Linked DNA regions of Homo sapiens: region 2 is linked to region 1. The links are chromatin loops, found by intact Hi-C in ENCODE. Cell type or tissue: dorsolateral prefrontal cortex. All regions are shown on one strand. Each heading gives the region's core, and the rest is flanking DNA. Links, peaks and the distances in the headings are about the cores only. Region 1 overlaps LOC105373851 (a long non-coding RNA gene). Region 2 overlaps MYOSLID-AS1 (MYOSLID antisense RNA 1).

Region 1 (2,917 bases), core at 273-2,772:
TTTTCCTTTGCTTTACAAATATTTGCCTTATAAAATGACTTCAAAAGCAACTACCAGTTTCCTCATTTTCTTATTTTTTTTTTCTCAAATGTTGCTCAAATCACACATATACAAATGAACAATAAGAACAACAACATGCACACACACACACACACACATACAAACACACAATTTTAGGAATTTTCTATGACTTTCCAGCCTTGTTTGATTGTTTTCCATTCTGCTCTTTACCTAGTTATTTCTCTGCTGATTGATTTATTTGAAGATTTTAAAGGTCAAAGTTTAGTTTATTATTACCTTTAAAAATGTATGTTAAAAAATAGAACAAAGAATATCCTGAAGAACTAGCTAGGTGCTGTGCAAAGCCCAGAAGTTGTTCCAATTTCTACTTACAGGATTTAAAATCTTGCTTTTGAACAGAGATAAAAACTAGAGGGAGAAAAGGAGAAAAGAACACCATCAAAGCAAAGAAAAAGGAGGCTGAACTGTCCAAAAGTGTCGTGTTAGCTTTTTTTTTCAATAGATTAAAATAATCCAAATAACCTCTGAAACACAGCAACTTTATATATAGGGTGTGTTGAAAATGATGTATCAGCTTATAACTGTTTTTCTTAAAAAATTGCTCTTTTTGTATGTATAATGTCAAACCAATGATATTGTTGATGAGTGGGAATGTGTAGCTTGAGGAAACTTGGTACCTGAGTTACAGGTTAAAATGTAAAACTTTATGAAATAATGGCTTGTATGAAATAATGGCCTGATTTAGATTAGGCTATTGTGGCAAAAAGATCCCTGTAATATAAATCACAGTTTCCAATCAAGCTGTCCAATGAATGATTTCACTTTCTGCTGTGTGCCACTGCTTGAAGGGCAGAAAGAATTGGGGTTTCTCCCTGAAAAATGTGGGTCCCCAGGGATCTCTCTGTCTGCCACTCTCTCATGCTATATTAGTGGTAGCTTCTCTTCTTCTCAGCACTAGAATCCAACACGTCTTTTTAAAAAAAGACGTATGACTATATTTTGTTAGAGACTGTGGGAATGAAAACTGTATAACAACACTAGTCATGTGTTGCATGTTTCATATGCTCCAAGCACAGTACCCGGAGCTGTACATTCATACTTCGTTATCCCCGAACCTCACAAGTCAGCCAGCTTCTTTAGCGGTGCTTCCAATCCGTGGAAGAGAAAGCCTTCCTGTTTAGGCTCCAGGCTCATCTTTTTTCCTATTAGCAAGGTCCTTTCTATACATTGGTGAAGGCATTCACTCATGGTCAAGCTGACAGTGGGGTTGGTAGTGTGGGAGACAGGGACTTTAACAACCTCGGAGCCTCAGAGTGTTAGAATCCTGCAAGCAGGATTGGTGTTAGCCCTCAGAGTGTTAGACTTCTGCAAGCAGAGGCAGGAAGCAGATCTGGGTCATGTGACTGCCTCCCCAAACAATGCAATCCACCTGCAGATGGTGCTGGGCAGTTTCTGTCTTAAAGTTGAGCCCTACTCTCTTATGTTTGAGCTCTCTGTCTGAAGAACAGATGGAGAACATCAAAGTTTTTCTGTTTTTGCCATGTCGTGATGTGACTTGTGTTTGAATATCCTCACTCACTTTTTCGTCCTGGGCCGTGTGCCACTCGCTGGCCCCTTATAAGTAGAACTTTAAGGTGGTGCCTGGAATGATTGTGGGTTTTTAGTTTGAAATTCAGTGGCCTGTATTTGAACCTCAGCTTAACCACTTATCAATCACATGACTCTGTGCAGCTCACTTCTGTGAGTCTCAGGAGCCTCCTTCGAAAAATGAGGATTAAACAAGGCATATAACATTATGCAAAACACTTAGTGTAAGGCCGGGCACAGTGGCTCATGCCTGTCATCCCAGCACTTTGGGAGGCTGAGGCAGGTGGATCACCTTAGGTCAGGAGTTTTAGACCATCCTGGCCAACATAGTGAAACCCGGTCTCTACTAAAAACACAAAAAGTAGCTGGGCATGGTGGTACACGCCTGTAATCCCAGCTACTTGGGTGGCTGAGGCAGGAGAATCGCTTGAACCTGGGAGGAGGTTGCAGTGATCCAAGATCTCACCACTGCACTCCAGCCTGGGTGACACAGTGAGACTCTGTCTCAAAAACAAAACAAAACAAAACAACACTTAGTGTAGTGCCTGGCACTTAGTAAGCATTCGGGAAAAGTTACTCATAATTGTTATTCTGATCATTAGCCTGAGAGCCTGTATGTAGCCTGTGGTACATGGGCTACATGCTTTTGAATGCAGATTGCTAGCTTTGTCAATCATGTAGGAAATATGCTGTGTAAGGAATATTTTCCTTTTGTAGCCACACAGATGTGACAGTCTTGCCCTTTGTTTATCTTTTCTTTCTTATACTATTTAAGGCTCTCTTAAGGTATAAGCTATTAGGCAGTTATACACACACACACACACACACACACACACACACACACACGAATAAATAAATGAGGTTGGGCATGGTGGCTCACACCTGTAATCCCAGCACTTTGGGAGGCTGAGGCAGGCAGATCACTTGAGGCCAGGAGTTCAAGACCAGCCTGGCCAACATGGCAAAACCCCATCTGTACTACAAATACAAAAATTAGCTGGGCATGAAAGAGCGTACCTATAATCCCAGCTACTCGGGAGGCTGAAGCACGAGAATTGCTTGAACCCAGGAGGTGGAGGTTCCAGTGAGCCAAGATCACGCCACTGCATTCCAGCCTGGATGTAAGTGAAACTCCATCTTAAAGAAAAAACAACCACAACAAAGACAAACAAACAAATGCCAAATAAATTAGTAAAATAAATGTAAATATACAATAAAATGTTATATATTTATAGTAAATATATAAAACTGCTATCATACTTACATTAGAATATGATGTTTTATGAAGCATATCCATTGTTTTTTGATC
Region 2 (2,917 bases), core at 323-2,822, 120 kb after region 1:
TTGAGTTTACAAGGAATCAAATATTTTGTGGGCATCCTGGGGTTTGACTGTTCAGGGGGGAGCCAGAGACAGTACAAAGCCAGTTTCCCACTTTTCAGGCTCACTGAGTGATTTGCAGAATGGAGGGGGCTTCTGACACATGGAGTGTGAATTGTGTGCATAAGCAACTCAAAACCCAGGCAACCTTCAGCTCAGGGTTTCCTGTGAATCAGCTGGGTTTTCTGGCATAGCAGTGAGCAAGTGGCATTAATGAGGTAGGCATAAGATGATGCCAAAGGGGCTCGTCCATTCAGTAGGAGTTGGGCATAGCAGTGGTGGAGAAACAATAAACGAGGGGGCTGTTTTATCCCCTCCCCCTCCTTTTTTTTCTTTTTCTTTTTTTTTAACAGTAGCAACGTTTTGGCTGATTAAAGTACTTTTCGTGGTTCCGGGAGGGAAGTGCCTTTTGTACTACACACTAGAATGTCAGTTCTCATTACTGAACCCTGGCTGTTCAAATGCTATCTGAATTCTCCCCAAGGCCTCCTTGGGGAGGCTGTAGGCAGAAATTTCAAGGAGCTTATGCCAATTATTTTCTTTCTATCTACATATTGATGGCTCACCCACAGTAATCATGTGAGTCAGGTGCTATGAACACAGTTTCCTTTATTTCATTCATGACTTTTAAGACAGATAAGTTTTTTTTTTTTTTAACACTTTTTTCCCCTTAGCCTCTGCAACTGCTATTTGTGTTGTCTACTTGAGAATTACATGGCAAATCAGAGGGAGAAGTGACCCAGATTTTTTTGGGGGGTGGGGATGAGAGATAATTGTTTGGGCATTATTTTTGTTAATACCTGAGTTAGTCAAGGACATATAACATAAACATATTCTGAGGCCTCAGTGGTGGGAGCAGGTGTCAAACTCTGGACTGCATTGCTTAAGAAGTCTATAATTTAGTCATTTTGTTGTAAGTTACAGATTTTACTCTGTCAACTCACAAGGGAAAAGAGGAGTTAATTGAAGGATATGTAGTAGTCATTTAGCAAAAGCCAATGCTGAAAATCAAGTATCAGAAAGTACTGGAACTAGAGAATTTAAGTAGCAGGAAGTAATAGTCTCTTTAGGGAAGTACCAGTGTTTCACGTCATCTTCAATTTCTTTCCTTTTCCTGTTCAAGGTTAAAATTCCTATGCGAATCTGACTGACCCAGCTTGGGCTTCATTCCAACCTCTTGGCTAGATAAGAGTGTGGAACCTTAACTGATGGTCCCTTTGACTGCCCGCCACAAGGGAAGATCCAAAGTGTGGCAGAGAGTGACCAGGTCCCAGACAGGCAAAATCAGCAGATGTCCATTCGCAAGCCAAAAGAGCTCCAGGTGCCCTAGAAAGGGACATCAATGCCCCAACCTTACACTGTTCCTTGTTGTTAGTGCAGAGTGGCAGGACAGCCTCTGGGTCCCTTTCCCCAGTGCTCCGGGATGGACTCCATGTTGCCCCCTTTGGAAGAAAGATGAATTACAGTTATCCTTCTTGGTAAAGTGATCACAAAAACCAATCCATTTTAGCAGACTCAATTCCAATTTGAGAGGAGAGGCTAGGGCACAGAGTTGGCAAAGACTCTATCTCCCCAGGTTTCGGAGATTTGTCTTGAGTGGCTGTGAATGCTGAAAGGGAAGGCGATGATTCTCTAAACCCTTGTTCTCAGGCCCTCTGATGGCCGCCATTCCTTCAACTGCTCAGATGGGCTCCTATCAAGTCCTAGCAGGCCTCATGTGTATTATTTATTTGATTTTTTAGAAATTGTGCCATTTGCTTTTAAGGAACCTCTGGGAATGAGCATAATTAAGCATAGATTAAAATGTCTGAAAGACTAAAAACCACCATAGCGATACAGTAAAACGAACACAAGAAGCTTAGAAACAGCCTCACATTGTCATTCCATCACAGAATCCCCGTTTAGAATGATACCTAAAAATCAAGCCTTACTGGAGATGATCAAACTGAGATTTCAGCTTTTGGACTTTAACCGTGATTCTAACGATTTGTAAAGAATAGTATGGGACATAGGTCTTCTACACCATCAATGGAGGCACAAAGGGCATCACTCAGATTTGAAGGAGGAGCAGATGAAGGAGGAAAGAAAGAAGAGAAAGGAAGAGGAGGAGAGAAGGAAGAGAAGAAGTAGCGGGTGGAAAAAGAGGAGGAGAAGGACCCCCTGAAACTCCTAAAAAAAACACTGCAGGGGATTCTGGTGCCCACCAATGTCTAGAATTTTGCTACGAGCCAAGTAATGTTCTGGGTAAGACAAACAAACTGTCAAGTGCAGAGACATTAAACAAACAATGAAGATATTTATATAGAGTCATAACTTCTATGAAGGAAATTGTGACTGAGACAGAGTTGCTGGGTGGCCACTCAAAGTTGGGTGCTCAGGGGACTTCTCTCTGACAAGATGAAGTCAGTGGAGAGAAGAAAGCAGCCTTGGGAAGACTGGGGAGGAATTTTCCAGTAGAAGGAGTAGTGATTGCAGGGGCCAGGAAATGAGGCAGGATGACGTCCAGGTTGGCCTTTCCTGGAGCATCTGGGGAGAGGAGCAGGAGATAAGTAAGTCAGGTGAGTAGCAGTGGGGTAGGCAGGGCCAACGCTGAGAAGAAGAAGTCATTTCACACCCTTTCTCGGGGCCTGCTTTTAGGTAACTCTATCAGTTAGGTGCTTTGGGCTACAAGTAACAGAATCCTAACTGGTGGTAGACTAATCATATAAATTAATTTTTAAAAATCTAACAATAAGTCTGGAAGTCAGCAGTTCCAGGGTTGGTGGAGCAGCTCAATGACATCAAGTTCCTGGGACTTTTCACATTTTTATCCTTAATATCTCAGAGGTGATTTCTCTCATAATTTTGAAAAAGATGCTTCAACTCTAAACTCTGTGTCCTC

The links. A loop is a pair of places that touch in the nucleus more often than their neighbours do. Peaks named below come from ENCODE experiments on the same cell type or tissue, not always from the same donor. Only the 100,000 strongest peaks of a DNase experiment are listed, where the experiment ranks them.
Region 2: a loop joins it to region 1, with 4 times the contacts of the local background. A loop is called at or near these places in 1 of 110 quality-filtered maps.

Annotation. Positions count from the first base shown.
Region 1 is chr2:207,351,666-207,354,582 of GRCh38, reverse strand. It overlaps LOC105373851 (a long non-coding RNA gene), which reads right to left. Exons shown (of 4, transcript XR_923809.3): 4 at 1-2,745. Among named protein-coding and RNA genes, the nearest start is that of MIR1302-4, 84 kb to the right of the region's middle. In dorsolateral prefrontal cortex, for the core only: a CTCF peak has its summit at 1,462 (motif pointing right); a DNase peak (open chromatin) is centred at 1,422; H3K4me3 peaks cover 803 bases; H3K27ac peaks cover 939 bases.
Region 2 is chr2:207,228,964-207,231,880 of GRCh38, reverse strand. The region is part of intron 3 of MYOSLID-AS1 (MYOSLID antisense RNA 1); the gene reads left to right. Among named protein-coding and RNA genes, the nearest start is that of MYOSLID, 9.4 kb to the left of the region's middle. In dorsolateral prefrontal cortex, for the core only: a CTCF peak has its summit at 1,519; no DNase peak of the experiment used is centred there.